2 separate regions of the Homo sapiens genome follow, and region 2 is linked to region 1. A link is a loop called in an ENCODE intact Hi-C map of the cell type or tissue named here. Cell type or tissue: Caco-2. All regions are shown on one strand. Each heading gives the region's core, and the rest is flanking DNA. Links, peaks and the distances in the headings are about the cores only.

Region 1 (8,999 bases), core at 3,788-6,287:
TTGCTTTAGCCTTAAACAGTCTGGTTTTGAATCTTTGTCTCACACATGAAACGTGTGACCTTGTGCAAACCACTTACCTTTCTAAGCCTATGCTTCTTCCTCTGCAAAATGGAATAATAAGGGTTACTCTGAGGCAGGAGGATCGTTTGAAGCCAGGAGTTCAAGACCAGACTGGACAACAAAGCAAGGCCCTATATCTACAAAAAATTCTTTAAAAAATTAGTTGGGCATGCTGGCATGCACCTGTACTCCCAGCTGCTCGGGTGGCTGAAGCAGGAGGATCACTTGAGCCCAGGAGTTCAAGGCTGCTGTGAGCTATGATTGCACCACTGCACTCCAGCCTGGGTGACAGAGCAAGACCTCTCTCTAAAAATGAAAATAATAAATAAATAAATAAATAATAAACAAACAAAAAATGTAAAAACAAGGGTTCCTATTTCACAGAGTTGTTGCAGGATTGGGAGTTTAAATGAAGAACCTATGTCAAGTGCTGAGCACAGCGCCCTGCACACAGTAAGTGCACAATAAATGCTGGCCGTTATGATGATGAGGCCAGCAAAGGAGGGTCTGGTGAACAGGACCACTTCTCATTCTAGGGAAGCCTGGTACTAAGCCACTTTCCCATATCAAGAGTTCCTGGGAGTTGCTAGTGATGGTGCTGCCTGGGGTAGCAGGTAGGAGAGGAGGCAATGATGTAGCATGTAACAAAAATAATTTCATTTCTAATGTCTTTCTCCTGCTGGGCCACTTAGAACCCAAACAATAACAACAAGGAGGGGGTGGAAATGAGAAGGGCAGGCACGTTCTGAAGGAGACCAATAACAAATGAACAGGCGCCAGGACTCCCTTTGGCTCCCAGACATCTGCAGGGGATTATCGTTGGGGCCACAGCTGCAGTTCTGTGCTGAGCGACAGCTTCCTGGAAGGCAGGACTGCCCAGGCTAACTGCAGGCCTATTGATGGAGCTCCTGGGAGCCAGGTCTGCCTGACTTCCCTTACCGCCCTCTGTCTGGAAGCAAGCTGACATTACCCAGAGGGCTGCAGGGGAAACCAGAGGTTTTCCCTCCTTCCCCTCCCTGTCCCTTCAGACAGCAAAGAATTCCCTCATCTCCTACTGGAAAAAGTAAAAATCCTTACAGGTGACATCAGATTATGACAAAATTGCCCAAACTACACTAAGCTGATACCTATATTCAATGCATATTTAACATCAGCCTCTTTCAGGGCCTCCTAAGAGTCTACTTCTCCTCTGCTCTCACCTCTGTACACTGTCCCATACTCTCCCAAATGCCCCTAGGAGTTTCCAGGCTTCTGAGTTCAAAGCACTGCAGCAGCACAGTTTCTTCTATCCAGGGGAAGAGGGAGGCCTCAGACCCCAGTGTGTCATCTCTGACTCCTCCCTATACACTAGAGCCACCAGGGTCCTTGGCCCCTCTGCAGTGAAACACTCTCATGTATCCTAGGGAGAGAAGAGGCTGTGCCTTCCAAGGGCATCCCAGCTGCCAAGGGTATTGATTTAACCCATTTACCAGATTAAGGTGAAAGGAAAAAGAAAAGAAAAATCTGCAATTCTGAGGGCAAATTTCTCTCCTTTCTCTGGACCCAAATCAAAGAAAACCAAGTGGCTGAGTCTTATAGTTTTATTACTCCTCCATCCCCATGTGCTGACACTATAATCAAGCTATTTTCCAGGCCTGTACATTTAGATAATATGATTCTATTGTCAAAAAATAAGAAAGTTTTGCATCCATTTAAGTACAGAGGAAAGAAATCTCCAATTACATTGGTCATGGGAACAGGTGAGAGGCAAAAGTATATTAATATTAGATTCCAACACCATTAGAGTAATTTAAAAGGCCAGAGATAACATTAGTCTACTGCTCAAATTGGTAAATAAGCAATTTGTGCATCCTTAGTGGCTCCATGGTATATTCTGGAGAGCAGAAGGGCTTATACCTAATCCCAAGGTCCTTCCAAGGCCACAAAATGCCTTACTGGAGGTGAGAAGAGGGAAAATGGTGCTGGGGTTCAGCTAAGTAAGAGGCTACCTACAAAGGAGGGTGCCTGCTGAGAAGTTGAATCAACCTGTGTCCTTTCTGCTGCCCATGGTTTCCGAGTGTTTCCTATATGCAGGATGCTCCTCTGCTAAGCAGAGTACCTGGTAGGATGGAGAAGCTCCAGTTGCTGAGTCCAGTCCTGGTGTTCAGAAACTGGAAAATTCATTGGAAAAAGTTCTGTTTAGGAGAACTTTAATAAAAGAAGAAAGACCATTGTATTTCTGGACTAAGGAAACAGCTTCCCTGTTTGGAGTCAGGGGCATCTGGCATGACCTCTGAGGAGCCCAAGAAGATAACCTAAGAATCTAAAGTCCTATAAACTATATCCCAGGAAAATGCAAATGACTGGGCTGCTGTTCTAAGCTATTTTCAAGACCTCAACTCTTAGGTAACTGTAGCCTGCTGATATATAACTTGATTCTGGGAGATATTACAAATATGACTTAGGGTTCTGGCATTATAAAACCTCAACTTGATTCTTCTCTCTTCCTAGGTGTTGAGGCACCTTCACTGTTGGAGATTCATAGGTATTAAGCCACAAAGCGGGGAGAAGTGGTGGGTGCCAACACAGGATTGGCTCAAGGAAGTCTCATCATATCTGTCTCTCCTGGGCGATGTGCTCATATGTGTGCATGCACGTGTATGCAAACACACACAAACACATACACATACACACAGTGCTATCTTCACAGCCACACTTTTTTGTTAACACTAAAATGTAACTTTTACTTGCAGGGGAGATGGAAACCATTCTCTCCAGGCAGAGTCCCCACGTCTTTCCCCTTATACTTGTTTATTCAGAGAATGGTGACCCCAGACCAGTCCGGCTTCAGCAAGACAATCTCAGGAGTATGTGAGGCCATATTTCTAATGACCCTAAGTTCCCATTTGTTTCCCATAGTATCAAAGAAAGAACAGAAGCGTTTGTCTCAATTTCAGATTCTCCTATATCATTCTCAAGATAATTGCATTTTCTAGACAGAAATAATCCACCTTTGTAGGTGAAGGTACAAGACTAACTAGCCCACAAGCATCATTACTAGCCTTTTTACCCCTACAAGCCTCCTTGCTTATGGAACAAAAGAACCAAATCAATACAGTCAATATGTCACTTCCAGCAGGGCATGAGTGGCTACCAGCCTTGGGGAGCATGACGTGCTACTAGGCTGAACTAATCACTCCTTGGCATTTCAGGAGCACTTAGGTTAACAGATCACAGCACATGCATAATGAAAGACAATAACTCACCCAGAGGGGAGGGCAGGAGGGAAACACTGAGTTGACCCCCATAGAGGGACAGTTAGTATTTACATAAGTCAACCTGAAGCCATATTGGTGATTCCTTAAAAGGGCCAAAAATTTTAGAAAGAAGAAAAGCCCAGGAAGATCCTGGGGGAGAGGAGATTGGATTGCATCCTTAATTTCAGCAAAGATTTAATCAGGGGGATGGTCTTTCTACCAAGAGTCTCACACTTGAAGAATTTAACAGGTATAACAGCAGGAGACAAAGGGTGAGATTAAATACCTTAATTTTATAAATTTCAAATGTATGAAATTTAGGAATATTTAAGATATCAGCAAATGGTTGCCAAGGTACATGATTCTTTTAACTCTTAGAAATGCATTTTTATATCTTCAAGGGATTTTCTCAGATAGAATACCTGCTACCAATTTTATGTAAAATAAACTTGATTTCCATTTTCAAAATAAAATAAATGTATACAGACTCTCTAAGGAGTCTCAACTTTTTGGGAGGTAATTTGCTAATTCAGTGTACACATGAATCACTCAGAAACATTGTTAAAATATAAATTTCCTGGGCCTCCGCTTGAGATTCTCATTCAGCAGTTTTTCAAGGAAGAAGCAAAAATACGCATTTTTAACCAGCTTCTCAGGGAATTCATTAAAAAGAAAAAAACCCTTAGAGAAATGCTGCCCGGACTTCTACAACAAATCAGAACCTCTCCACTTTCTGGGCACCTCAGGCTGTGCAGGGAAGGTAGAAGGAACTCAATGATCTTTAAGAGCTGGGACTACCCTGGCCCTCATTTGGTTCTAGGTCTAACCCTCCCAAACCACTTCCTTGTCAGATGTCTGCATTCAGAGATGGCATCAAAACCCCCTGCAACAAATAATCCAGGAATTTTGAACACTAAGGAGGGAAGTCCAAGGCAGGGACTGAAACCCAGGAAAGCAGCTTGCTGATTTTCTTGAAACTGGTCATGCTGACCACAGTCTCTCTATCTGGCCACCCTCATCAAACAGCTGCATGAGGGAAAGACGATAAGCATGATTTCTTTTTCAAGTGGTCCTAATGCTGCAGGATGAATCAGAGATAAGCATGCATATTTGCATTTGAAGCAGGGTGGGAGTGGGGAGAATCGTTGAACATCTAGCTCCCTAAGGAGGAGCAAGGATTGGCCTAAAAGGTTTGTAGCCTGGTCAAAATACAGAAAGGCTTGGATCTGCAGAAGGATCTGGAGTGGGATCCACAAAGTGCCTTGCACCTCACTCCCTCACCCCCTCACCCAACCTCAAGAGCCACCGAAAAAAAAGTAGTGGGGTGTCAGGTGGGGCAACAGTGACTTGCTCAGACAGCTTCCTTGTGGCTGAGAGCAAGCGCCTGTCCCCACGGAGCTGCACTGCTGTGACTTGTGTCCATGGTGAAGCCTGTTATGTAGACGCACACGCACCCTCTTACCTCTGCTCTTCAAGAGGAAGCACTCAAGGGCTGCCCGCCTCAGACAGGGATAGGGAAGCGCTCTGTCTGGTGCTTAGAGGTGTCTCTTGTCTCCGCATACCACCCTAGAGGGGCTCTCGGTCCATCATAGAGCCGGGCCGAGAGCCGGGCGGTCACCCTCCGCTACTGCCGCCACCGTCGCCTGCACTGCCGGGTAGAAACGGGTCTGGCACCCAAGCCTCCCTCCCCGACTAGGTGTCAACCCAAGAGAAGGCGAAGGAGAACGAAAGTTCAGGACCAAGGACAGCGGCAACCGTGGGAGCGGGAGAATCCAGCCAGAATCTGCCTCTCCCCCATCCTTAGCTTCTGCCTTAGAAACTGAAAAGGGTCAGGTCGCACCAACACAGAGTTGCCAAAAACAGCCCTTCTTCCTCCGGAAGAAGTCGGAAACTCTGGCCGCGAGCCCCGGGTCTCGCGCTTGGGTGCTGGGGGAAGTGCCCTCCCGAGATTGTGGGGAGCGGCCTCCCTCCCGCCCTCCGATGCCGCGGCTCCGCCGTGCTGCCCTGGGCGCCCCGCGGGGAGGCTGCCCCAGCTGCGCCCGCTCGTGCTCGGGGAGAGGATTCCCTTCTAAGTGGCGAGGAGGCTACTGAGAAGGAGGGAGAGGGGATAGCAGCCGCGGGCTCCAGACGCCCTCTGCCCCCGCCCGACGGGGAGCCCATGCAGAGCCGGATCCCAGGCGGGCGCTCCCGAGCAGGCGGCCAGGAGTGGCCGCACAAACTTCTGGTCCTGGCCTCGCTCCCCTTGGAGGTCCCTCCTCCTCTCCCCGTGACACTGAGTCGCCCGCCGCTCCATCCGGCCGGTGCTTACCTTCAAGCCATAGGGCGCCCGGGGGCAGAGACGGCGCCGGCTGCTTGAGGCTTCCAGCTCCCGCCGCATCCACGCGCGGCCGCCCCTCCGGCAGCCGTCCGGGGCCGCCACTCTCCTCGGCCGGTCCCTGGCTCCCGGCCCCGCCGCGCCGTTCAGAGCCCCGGCGGGCAGCAGCTCGGCCGGCTCTGGCCCGCGGGGAGCAGTGGACGGGCCGCGGCGGGGCGGGGCGGGGCGGGGCCGGGCGCGGGGCGGGCGGGCAGGAGGGAGCGCGGGGACGGGGCGGAGGCGGCGCGGTGCGCGCGTGAGGCTGCCGGTTCGGCACTGAAGCTGGACAGCTCTGCGGCGCCCGAGCGCGGGGAGCGCGGGAGGGAGGTGCCCCGGTCCCCGCCCCTGAGACAGGCCCCGCCCCCGCCCCCCACCAAAGGAGCTGTACCTCCTCGGCGATCCCCGGCCTGAACGGGTAGGAGGGGTTGGGGGATTCCGCCATCCCTTGTTTTGAGGCGGGAACGCAACCCTCGACCGCCCACTGCGCTCCCACCCACACCCAGAGTAATAAGCTGTGATTGCAGGCTGGGTCCTCACCGTCTGCTCGCCAGTCTTCTCCTTTGAGGACTCAGAAGCCAAGGGTTGCGGGAGGCACCACCCATCCAGCAAGTCAGGCAAGGAGAGGAGGTGTTGGAAGAGGTCCGCATCCGTTTTCTGACTTCAGGTCTTGGAATCTATGTAGTCAGTTCTATTGCTGGACTCATCCAAAGGAAAAAGCCTGTTTGGAGTTGACCTGACATGGAAATGCAAAAGGAGGCCTCAGGGGTTCCAGCTCACCCTTGACTCCAAACTGAGGTGTGTGAGGCAGGGAGTGGGGAGAGGGAGAAAGAGATAGAGTGGTGAAGGGTGTTCCGCTGCTACCCTGCCCACTGTCATTTGGGCTGCAGAGGAACCTCGTTCTTCTCCCCTTTTCTTCCTCTCTCCTTTTCTTTCTTTTCTTTTCTTTTCTTTCTTTCTTTCTTTCTTTCTTTCTTTCTTTCTTTCTTTCTTTCTTTCTTTCTCTTTCTTTCTTTCCTTTCTTTCTTTCTTTCTTCCTTCCTTTCTTTTTCTTTCTTTCTCTTTCTTTTCTTTCTTCTGCAGCAATTAGTTACCAACTGTCCTCAGTTTGCCAGATTCTGTGTCAGATTCAGAAGTCACACACAGAAAGAAAACCAGGCCCCTGATCCCGCACCCTGGCAATCCAGAGAGGGGACCCCCAGGGAAATAACTGAGGCTTAAACAGGTGCTGTGAAGCACAAAAAAGCGAGACTTTACAGGAACCGGGCATTGAAGGAGCAACACCAGTTCCCAAGGGGAGAAGGTGGCACAACACTCCAGGGAGAGGGAAGAGCAGGGGCAGAGGACTGACTCTGCAGAGCAGGGAGTCGGCCCTGCATGGCTGGAATCCAGCCTCTCTGGGCCACAAGGATTAACTTCATCTCAGCATTTCCTCCAATGACACACACAATTATAGAAAGTGAGGGCTGGAAAGGACCTTAACATTCATCCAATTCCGCCTCACCTCAGAAGGGAGAACTGAGTCCCAGAGAGATGGAGTGTCCTTGCAAATCCCACAGAGTCCAGCACTGAACCGTCCCCCTCTCCAGAGGCACAAAACAGCACCTCTCTCAAATGCAGCCATCTCTGGAGGCACGGGAGCAGAGGAAGCTGTGGGCTCCCCACCTCACCCCACCATGACTCTTCCCAGCTCCTGCCCCTGGATCTTGCTGATCTGGACTGGCCTCCATTTGCCTGCAGGCTCTATAGGGAGATATTACACCAATAGGAGTCCTAGAATGTTGCCATAATTGCCTTTAAGGGATCAGCCATTACAGATATGGTTGACATCCCAGTGTTTCCCTTGTATACCCTTGGACCATTCTTTCCTAGGTTTAATCCACATAAGGAGATATTTGGTACCTCCCAACTCAGCACCTCTACATAGGTTCAGGGATGGGTCAGACTAGCCAGAGCACCTGGATTGGTGTCCCGCCTTGGTCACCTACCTGTTGTGTGGGCTTGCCTAAATTGCTTGATCTCGCGAAGTCTCAGTTTCTCCATTTTTAAGTGGGGACTAAAAATAACGATCTCTGAGCTTTACTGAGAAAAATAGATGAGGACATGTTAGACAATGGTAATATGGGCCATCTCTGGCTGCTCTGGGGTGGGGAGGGGAGCCCTGTTCATCAGGAGGCAGAAGCAGGAAGAAGATGAGCTCCATAAGGTGCACCCACCCAAGGACACTGTAGCTCTGCGCTGCCTTTTTTACCCCAATCTTACATGGCTGAGTGGATTTCATGCTGGCTGTGAGTGAGACGGATGGATCTTTTAGTTTTCAATTAGCAAACGCCTCACTCTTTAAACAAGCGGCACAGCAAACAGATGCACTGTGTGATTGATGACAGGGAACATCTGCGGCCAAGCAGCGGCTGCACCAGAGGCTCCCAGCTTCCTGGGCTAGCAGGGCCCTCTGGAGGTCGTTTGGTGCCTCCCCCTGCCTCTAGGCAGGAGTGTGCCCAGTCCAAGTGGGCGGGGTGGGGGCAGGGTGTCCCTTTGCCTTATAGCTTTCCTGAAAAAGGATCTACAACAGCCTCTTTGAATTCTTTACCTCCTTGGAGTCAGGAAGTTCCACCTGATGTACCTCCTAAATCTTTCATTTATTTCTACCCTTTTCATTGTTGAAAGTTGTAAGGAAATAAGTAGTAGTGGGTATTAGGGGTTGTCTTAGTCCATCTGGGATGCTATTAATATAACAAAATACTGTAAACTGTGTGGTTTACAAACAGAATTTATTTCTCACAGTTCTGGAGGCTGGGAAGTCCAATATTAAGGTGCTGGCAGAGTTGGCGTCTGGTGAGAGCCAGCTTTCTGTTTCATAGATGGTACTTTCTCACTGTGTTCACACATGGTGGAAGGGGTGGATGAGTGCTCTTGGGCCTCTTTTACAAGGGGACTCATCCATCCTATTTATGAGGGCTGTGTCTTCTTCTGTCCTCATGACCTCCTCACTGCCCAAAGGCCTCACTTTCCCTTTGTTTTGTTTTGTGTTTTGTTTTGTTTTGTTTTGTTTTTACAGAGTTTTGCTCTTGTTGCCTAGGCTAGAGTGCAGTGGTGCTATCTTGGCTCACCGCAACCTCCGCCTCCCGGGTTCAAGTGATTCTTCTGCCTCAGCCTCCCGAGTAGCTGGGATTACAAGTATGCGCCACCATACCCAGCTAATTTTGTATTTTCAGTAGAGATGGGGTTTCTCCATTTTGCTCAGGCTGGTCTCGAACTCCTGACCTCAGGTGATCCGCCTGCCTTGGCCTCTCAAAGTGCTGGGATTACAGGCTCACTTTCTAATTTTATAATCCTGGGGCTTAGGATTTCAA
Region 2 (8,999 bases), core at 3,472-5,971, 170 kb before region 1:
ACACAGCCTATATACCAAACAGGAAAAAGTTGAACACATTCTGCCTGAGAACTGGAACAAAACAATGACACCCACTTTCACCACTTCTATTCAACATTGTACTGGAAGTCCTAGCCGAAGCAGTCAGACAAGAGAAAGAAATAAAGGGCAACCAAATCGATAAAGAGGAAGTCAAACTTGCTGTTCACCAATTATATGATCATATACCTAGAAAACCCTAAAGACTCATTCCAAAAGCTCCTAGATCTGATCAATGAATTCAGTAAAGTTTTAGAATACAAAATGAATGTATACAAATTAGTAGCACTGCTATACACCAACAATGACCAAGATGATAATCAAATCAAGAACTCAACCCCTTTTATAATAGCTGCAAAACAACAACAACAAAAAACTTAAAATAATTAGGAATATATTTAACCAAGGAGGTGAAAGATCTCTACAAAGAAAACTATAAAACACTGAAAGAAGTCATAGATGGCACAAATGGAATCACATCCTATGCCCGTGGGTGGATAGAATCCATATTGTGAAAATGACCATACTGCCAAAAGCAATCTGTAGATTCAATGCAATCTCCGTCGAAATACCATCAACATTCTTCACATAACTAGAAAAAACAATCCTACAATTCATATGAAATCCAAAAAGAGCACACATACCCAAAGCAAGACTAATTAACAAGAACAAATCTGGAGGCATCGTATTACCCGATTTCAACCTATAAGGTCATAGTCACCAAAACAGCATGGTACTGGTATAAAAATAGGCATGCAGACCAATGGAACAGAATATAGAACTCAGAAATAAAGCCAAATAGTTGTAGCCAACCGATCTTTGACAAAGCAAACAAAAACATGAAGTGGGAAAAGGACACCCTATGCAAGAAATGGTGCTTCGATAATTGGCTAGCCACATGTGAAAGAATGAAGCTGGATCCTCCTCTCTCCCCTTATACAAAAATCAACTCGGCCGGGCAGGGTGGCTCATGCCTGTAATCCCAGGACTTTGGGAGGCCGAGGTGAATGGATCACAAGGTCAGGAAATTGAGACCATCCTGGCCAACATGGTGAAAACCTGTCTCTACTAAAAATACAAAAATTAACTGGGTGTGGTGGCATGCACCTGTAGTCCCAGCTACTTGGGAGGCTGAGGCAGGAGACTCACTTGAACCAAGGAGGCGGAGGTTGCAGTGAGCCGAGATTGCGCCACTGCACTCCAACCTGGTGACAGAGCAAGACTCCATCTAAAAAAAAAAAAAAAAAAAAAAATCAACTCAAGATGGATCAAAGACTTAAATCTAAGATCTGAAACCATAAAAATTATAGAAGATATCACTGAAAAAACTATTCTACACATTGGCTTAGGCAAAGAGTTCATGAGCAAGAACCCAAAGCAAATGCAACAAAAACAAAGATAGATAGATGGGACTTAATAAACTAAAAAGCTTCTGCACAGCAAAATAAATAACCCACACAGTGGGAAAAAATATTCACAAACTATGCATCTGACAAAGAACTAAGATCCAGAACCTACAAGGAACTCAAATAAATCAGCAAAAAAACACAAATAATCTCATTGAAAAGTGGGCAAAGAACATGAATACACAATTCTCAAAAGAAGATATACAAATGGCCAACAAACATAAGAAAATATACTCAGCATCACTACCTTTATCAGGGAAGTGCAAAAAAAAAAAAAAAAAAAACCACAATGAGATACCACCTTACTCCTGCAAGAATGACCATAATTAAACAATAAAAAAAAAAATAGATGTTGGCATGGATGTGGTAAAAAGTGAACACATTTACACTGCTGGTGGGAATCTAAACTAGTACAACCATTATGGAAAAAAGTATGGAGATTCCTTTAAAAACTAAAAGCATAACTAACATTTGATCCAGTAACTCCACTACTGGGTATCTACCTAGAGGAAAAGAAGTAATTATATGAAAAAGATACTTGCAGATGCATGTTTACAGCACCATAATTCGCAATTGCAAAAATATGGAATCAGCCTAAATGCACATTAACCAATGAGTGAATAAAAGCTATATATATATATATATATATGCCATAGAATACTATTCAGCCACAAAAAAGGAATAAACTAATGGCATTTGCAGCAACCCGAATGGGGTTAGAGACCATTATTCTAAGTGAAGTAACTCAGGAATGGAAAACCAAATATTGTATGTTCTCACTTATAAGTGCCAGCTAAGCTATGAGGACGCAAAGGCATAAGAATGATATAATGGGCCAGACATGGCGGCTCACGCCTGTAGTCCCAGCACTTTGGAAGGCCGAGGAGGGAGAATCACTTGAGGTCAGGAGTTTGAGACCACCCTGGCCAATATGGTGAAACCCTGTTTCTACTAAAAAATAACAAAAATTAGCCAGGCATGGTGGCAGGTGCCTGAAGTTGCAGCTACTCAGGAGGCTGAGGCAGGAGAATTGCTTGAACTTGGGATGCAGAGGTTGCAGTGAGCCAAGATTGTGCCACTGCATCCAGACTGGGTGACAGAACGAGACTCCGTCTCAAAAAAAAAGAGAATGATATAATGGGCTTTGGTGACTTGTGAGGGAAGGTTGGGAGGGGCGTGAGGGATAAAAACTACACATTGGGTACAGTGTATGCTGCTCAGGTGACATATGCACCAAAATCTCAGAAATCACCACTAAAGAACTTTTCCATGCAACCAAACACTACCTGTTCTCCAAAAATTATTGAAATTTAAAAAAGGTTTTTTAATAAAATAAAAAGCTGGAAAAAAAAAACAATGAAACCAATGCTAAATTCCAGTGACAGATTGGTAACAATAAAAATACAATTTTGTTCCCAATCAAGTTCAGAGACACCCTGAATTCTATCCATGGACCCTTGGGAGGGGGTCCCTGGACCCTAAGTTAAGAACTCTTAGTTTAAAGGATACAAGATGGCAGAGACATTCTAGGGCTGTCCAAAAGGATATGCAATTTGAGGAAGGAAAAGCCAGGTGAGATAACATAGACTGTTCTTCACTGTGGTTCTGGAAGCTGGAAAGCACCAGTGTAAGTGATGAAAAGTGAAAGGGGTTCCAGGCTCTCCAATAATAAAATACACAAAAACAGTCCATTTATCACTGATTCATTTGTCAGATTATTTCTCATCTTTTAGATCAGAAAAAAATTAAGCGTGCTGATGAGGATACTGTGAAACTAGCACTCTCAAGCATTGCTGGTCATAGTTGGCAAATGGTACAAATTTGTACAAATCCATTGAGAATCTATTTGGGAATATTAACAACCATAAAAGTTTGAAATCTTGATTGAGAAACCCATTTATGAGAAGCTACCCAGAGAAAATAATCTGAGATACATAAGAAGTTTTACTTAGAGATGTTTGTTGCAGCAATATTTACATGAGCAAAACATATTAGAAACAACTAAAGCTCTAAAATGATAGCAAGTAGTCAAGTGAAGTAGAGAAATGAATAAATGGAATGCAATGTGAATATTAAATATCAGTAATGAAAACAATGCAATTACCTGGTATAGACTTTAACTAGAGACAAGACAAATATGTATCCTCTCTGAGCCTTGATTGCCTTGTCTACTAAAAGGAAGATAATAACACTATCTCCTAAGGTTGTAACTTGGTTTCATGGGATAATGTTTAAAGCTCCTATAAAGAGCCTGAGACATCAAGGGTGCTCAGAATGTGTCAGCTATTATGATTATGATGACATTATGCTATGCCAATAAAGTAAAACAAAATCGTATGTAATCCTGGTTACATCATTGCAAAAATATGTAGAAGAAAGACTGAAAGGAAATACATCAAAATGTTAATAGTACTGTTGGGGTAAGAGGTCATGAAAATTTTCTGTCTTTCTCTATATTCTAAGTTTTAATTATATACTTTAAATATGCTCTTAAACTGTTGATATAAAAGAAGCAAAGATGTGTTCTAGAAATACATATCTCAACCTTTTATAGCAATTGAGATGGGATCTATATCAGGACAGCAAGTAACTCTGGACTCCTTTAATTCTCTGTGTGCCTTCTTGTCCCCAAAACCTTGGAGGCAAAAAAAACCTCACTGCACAAAGCTGTGCATCACACAATTGTTTCCTTTCCTTTCCTTTCCTTTCCTATCCTTTCCTTTCCCTTCCTTCCCCTTCCTTCCCCTTCCCTTCCTTTCCCTTCCCTTCCTTTCCTTTCCCTCTTCTTCTCTTCTGTTTTCCTCCCTCCCTCCCTCCCTCCCTTCCTCCCTCCCTCCCTCCCTTCCTTCCTTCCTTCCTCCCTCCCTTCCTTCCTTCCTTCCTTCCGAGATGGGGTCTCAATCTGTCGTCCAGGCAGGAGTGCAGTAGCATGATCTTGGCTCACTGCAGCCTCAAACTCCTGGGCACAAGTGATCCTCTTGATTAGCTGAAACTACAGGCACATGTCACCATGCCTGACTAATTTTTTTTTTTCACTCTTTTCAGAGATGGAATCTTGCTTTGTTGCCCAGGCTGGTCTAGACCTCCTAGCTTCAAGTGATCCTCCTGCCTCAGCCTCCCAAAGTTCTGGGATTACAAGCATGACCCACTGTGCCTGGCTCTGTCTTTATAATTTCTGAGTGGTATGAATCACCCCTAAATGAATGACCAAGTACCCTAAATAAATGATGAATAAGTGTTAAACATTCTCTGGAGCCTAAATTGTTGACATCATTTAATTCACTATCCAGAGAAGTGATCACAGCAGCAGTAGCAGTCAGAGGCAGCTAGCCAGGTACGAGACACATAGTAGGTGCTCAGCAAACATTAAATAAATGCATGAATGGCTGACTGCTCGTGGGTCCCAGCCTTTCTCTGCCACAGTGGTTGTCCAGGTGCAGCCAGTCTGCCACACGGTGGCAGTGCTGTTCCACACTAGGCAGGCTTGGTGGCACCGGTTCCACCTGGCACTGAATGCCCAGTGCTTTTCTTTTTCAGGCAGAGAAGTCCTACGATCCCCAGAAAGGATCCAAAGATGACATTGATGGAGACACGCTGCCTTTCTTAATGGAGTGGGGGGCATGCCCCTCTGGCTATAGTTAAGATGTATCTTTCACCTTTGCAGGGGTGGGCCAGCCTGTGAAGTGGAGGGAGCAGTCTGTAAGGAGGCTTCTACGTTCACGAGGCGCAGCGAGGCCCAGCGAGGCCCAGAGGCTCCTGGAGTGGTCACTGATGGCAGGAGTTTAAAACAGGGCTCTCTCAAGAAAGTACATCTGAGGCAGTGTGGTGCGGTGGGGTAGCCTGAGCTCTGGTGGGACACAGACCAGGGCTCACATCTTGGCTCAGCCTCTGACAAATCACTTTACCTCTCTCACTGCATTTTCTTGTCTTTGAAATAGGAATAAGACCTTGTAAGGCTATCAAGAGCTTTAAATTAAATAATGCATGTAAAGGACTGAGCACAATGCCTGGAACATAGCAGCTCATTAAGGGCTAGTTACTATCATTACTGTTGTTGTTGTTAATAACCGTAGTGTCATTTCATTAAGTATAGAAATCTCAAGGAAGACTCTTGGCCCCTGTGGTCACACAGACTAAGTCTAACTGGATCCTGAAATTATTTCTACGTCTATGGTAGAATGCTGTTTTTTGTTTGTTTGTTTTTAGTTTTTTTCTTTCAAAAGGACATAGGTTTGGAAAAAAAATCAAATGTGACTTTTGAATTCTCTTTAGGGAGGAAAAAGACAGTGTTACATTCCTTCAGCTTCCTCCTTCTCTAAATTTTGAAGCCAAAGTTATCAAATCAATTGCAGCTCCAGCATCCATGGTGAGGGGTCTTTGTCTAATGGGCCATGTTTGTAGTTTGGTTCCTGGATTCAGGTTGACTTTGTCAACACCAATCACTCTTAGCAGGCAAAGGTGAGATCTCTTTATTCCTCATGTCCTCAGGAGAAAAAAAAATATCTCTCCTAAACTTTTATTTATTTTTGTTTTTTAGTGATGGAGTCTTGCTCTGTCGCCCACGCTGGAGTGCCGTGGCGCAATCTCGGCTCACTGCAACCTCCACCTCTTGGGTTCAAGCTCAGCCTCCTAAGTAGCTGGGACTACAGGTGTGCCTGGCTAATTGTTTTGTATTTTAGTAGAAACGGGGTTTCACCATGTTGCCCAGGCTGGTCTCGAACTCCTGGGCTCAGGCAATCCATCCGTGTCAGCCTCCCAAAGTGCTGGGATTACAGGAGTGAACCTCCGCACCTGGCTGCACCTAAGTTTTTAAAGTATGGTTGATGAGAAAAGACAAAGAGAGACAAAGACAACAAAGACAATTGTTTACACTAAAGAGAGAGCAGAGTAAAAGAGAGGGGAGACCACTTATACAATCTCCAAGTCTCAGATTTACTGTACAATCTCCAAGTCTCAGACTTACCGTGAACAAATGTTCTCCCATTTTTATTGAGAACATAAAACAAAAGTAAAACTGAAGTATCACACAAGGGATTTGGATCAGGTGGAAGTAGTCGTTGTGAAAATATGATTCATAAAGGTTCTCTAGGAGAAATATATTTGAAACGCAAGTCAGCAACAATTTAAAAGTCTGTTTCCCTCTGTGCATTTGAATATATATGAAAATACATAGACATTGACACTTAAAATGTAAATCATAACCATTGTTATTTACATATACTCATATGCGAGGTCCCTAGACTTTGCCATTGTAACAAGTGAAGAAGAAGTGTTCCGAGTGGCCGTATTAGACATGATGGGCTACATTATGCTGCGTTAACAAACAAGCCCCAAGGTTTTATGGATTATAACAAGAAAGGTCTGTTGCTCACTCATTCTACATATCCATCAAAGGTAGACAGATACCTGTCCTCCATGAACTCACTCAGGGACACCATCTGGTTGCTGGGTCGGGGGAAAGGACATGTATGGGGAGTCAAACTGGCGCTTAAAGGCTTCTGCCCATTTCACTTCTCCCAACACTGCATTGGCCAAAGCAAATCACCAGGCCATAGAGAAGTGAGATCCTACGATGCACCTGGAAGTGGGGAAATTGGAATCTTCCTGGACAGCCCAGTGGCTATCCGGGGTTTACCAGGACTTTTGACATGTTAAAGTGGTCAATCTGTCAAGTGCAAGATTTATCCTGAAAAGTATTTTGTGACTGTAACAGTGCTTATCCTCCAGGATGGACCACTCTGGGAAGGTTGAGGCAGAGAAACTATAAACACCCTTATTCCTTTTCCATCTAGAATAACATATTTGAACCTTCCTCTAAGCAGAGCAAGAGAAAAACTCACTTATTCAACAAATCTTTATTTAGCTCCAACTAAGCACCAGGGGCTGGGGATACAAAGATAAAATAAAGCAAAATCCCTACTCCCAGGAAAGGCATTGTCTAGTTACCCTGTTGGATTTAGAGAGTTGGGACTTGGAGTAAAGTTTGGGTTCGCAGAGATGTATGTGGGAGTCATCAAGATGGAAGTGACTTCTGAAGAAGCCACGAATGTCTGTGACTTCCAGCTCAACCAGGAGCAAACATGCTGCCCCCGTCTTTTGCATCCCTCCTGCCCAATAAACTCTTATCATTCCATCCCTGGGCTCTTGCCTTGTTGTGTCCCTGTTCCACACCCTTCCTATGGCTTCCATCCGGGATATAGCTGCCCCTACCCACATCTCTGGGCTCATCTTGCACCACTCTTGCCTTTCACAATGTTTCTTGCCTCTAAACTTTTGCCAGTCCTGTCCCCTCTGCCTGGAGCCGTCTACACACTCCCAGCCTGCACATTAACCAGGGAAATCCCTATTCTTGTGGGGACTTGCCTGACAGCATTTCCTTCTCCCTCCCTCTTCCTTAGGCACTAGACCTTCACTGCCCTTATCATACTGTTCTATTAATGTAATAATCTGTTTATGCATCTGTCTTACTCATTAGACTGTGGGATCCTTGAGGACAGAGGCTGTGCCCCTGGCTCATAGTATGATAATTGGTCACAGCAAACACTCCAACAACTTTTGTTGATATTTCTGTGGCAGTGAAGTATGATGAGATTATCAATAAAAGAGATGCAAGCATGAAAATATATCCCATAAGGTTGGGTGCAGTGGCTCACGTCTGTAATCCCAGCACCCTGGGAGGCTGAGGCAGATGGATCACCTGAGGTCAGAGGTCCAAGACCAGCCTGGCCAACCATGACCAATGTGGTGAAACCCCGTCTCTACTAAAAATGCAAAAATTAGCTGGGCACAGTGGCAGACACCTGTAATCCCAGCTAGTCAGGAGGCTAAGGCAGGAGAATTGCTTGAACCCAGGAGGTGGAGGTTGCAGTGAGCCAAGATCATGCCACTGCACTTCAGCCTGGGTGACAGAGCAAGACTCCATCTCAAAAAACAGAAAAAAAATTCCATAATAGGATAGTATTCCAAGTGTGTATGGGGAGATATAAAATGGAAAAATGACTTCAAGGAGAAAAAAGAATAACATAACCTTCTTAATTTCACGATCTCAGTATCAAATTGCTCCAATGTGTAAAGTTTATTGGATGAGATGCATTTAAAAATTAACATGTGTTTCATTTTAAAATATCAACATTTCTATTATGCTAGTATAACATTATTGTGCTTCATTTTAAAGTATTAACATTTCTATTGTGCTAGTATAATATTACTGTAGGGACTTATGATGAAAAATTAGATATAAACATTAAGAGAGTGTTAGTTGAATGAATGAATAAACGAAGAGTGCTTTCCTTATCAGTTAACATTAGGTTTGACTGGGAGTGACAGAAAACCCAAGATAGCAGAATCTTCAATAAAAGTCATTATATTTCCAGCAACTGAAGTATCTCCTGTTGGCGTTCAATATCTTGCTCATATAGAAATATGAAGTCGGGCAGTCCAAAGCCCTTGAGGCAGCTCCATGATCTCAGGACCCGACCTCCTTCTAGATCCTCAACACAATGCTTCTATATCATGGTCCAAAATGGCTGGCCCAGCTCCAGCCATTGGGTCCCCATTCCAATCAGCAAGGAAAAG

What was found. A loop is a pair of places that touch in the nucleus more often than their neighbours do. Peaks named below come from ENCODE experiments on the same cell type or tissue, not always from the same donor. Only the 100,000 strongest peaks of a DNase experiment are listed, where the experiment ranks them.
Region 2: a loop joins it to region 1, with 4 times the contacts of the local background. A loop is called at or near these places in 2 of 110 quality-filtered maps.

Annotation. Positions count from the first base shown.
Region 1 is chr11:113,469,472-113,478,470 of GRCh38, forward strand. It overlaps DRD2 (dopamine receptor D2), which reads right to left and starts at 5,927. Exons shown (of 8, transcript NM_000795.4): 1 at 5,605-5,927. It overlaps LOC105369501 (a long non-coding RNA gene), which reads right to left. Exons shown (of 6, transcript XR_948024.2): 5 at 7,635-7,728; 6 at 6,058-6,382. In Caco-2, for the core only: no CTCF peak of the experiment used is centred there; DNase peaks (open chromatin) are centred at 5,010, 5,550, 5,918 and 6,230; H3K4me3 peaks cover 1,185 bases; H3K27me3 peaks cover 538 bases.
Region 2 is chr11:113,301,016-113,310,014 of GRCh38, forward strand. The region is part of intron 1 of TTC12-DT (TTC12 divergent transcript); the gene reads right to left. Among named protein-coding and RNA genes, the nearest start is that of TTC12-DT, 8.9 kb to the right of the region's middle. In Caco-2, for the core only: a CTCF peak has its summit at 4,885 (motif pointing right); a DNase peak (open chromatin) is centred at 4,876.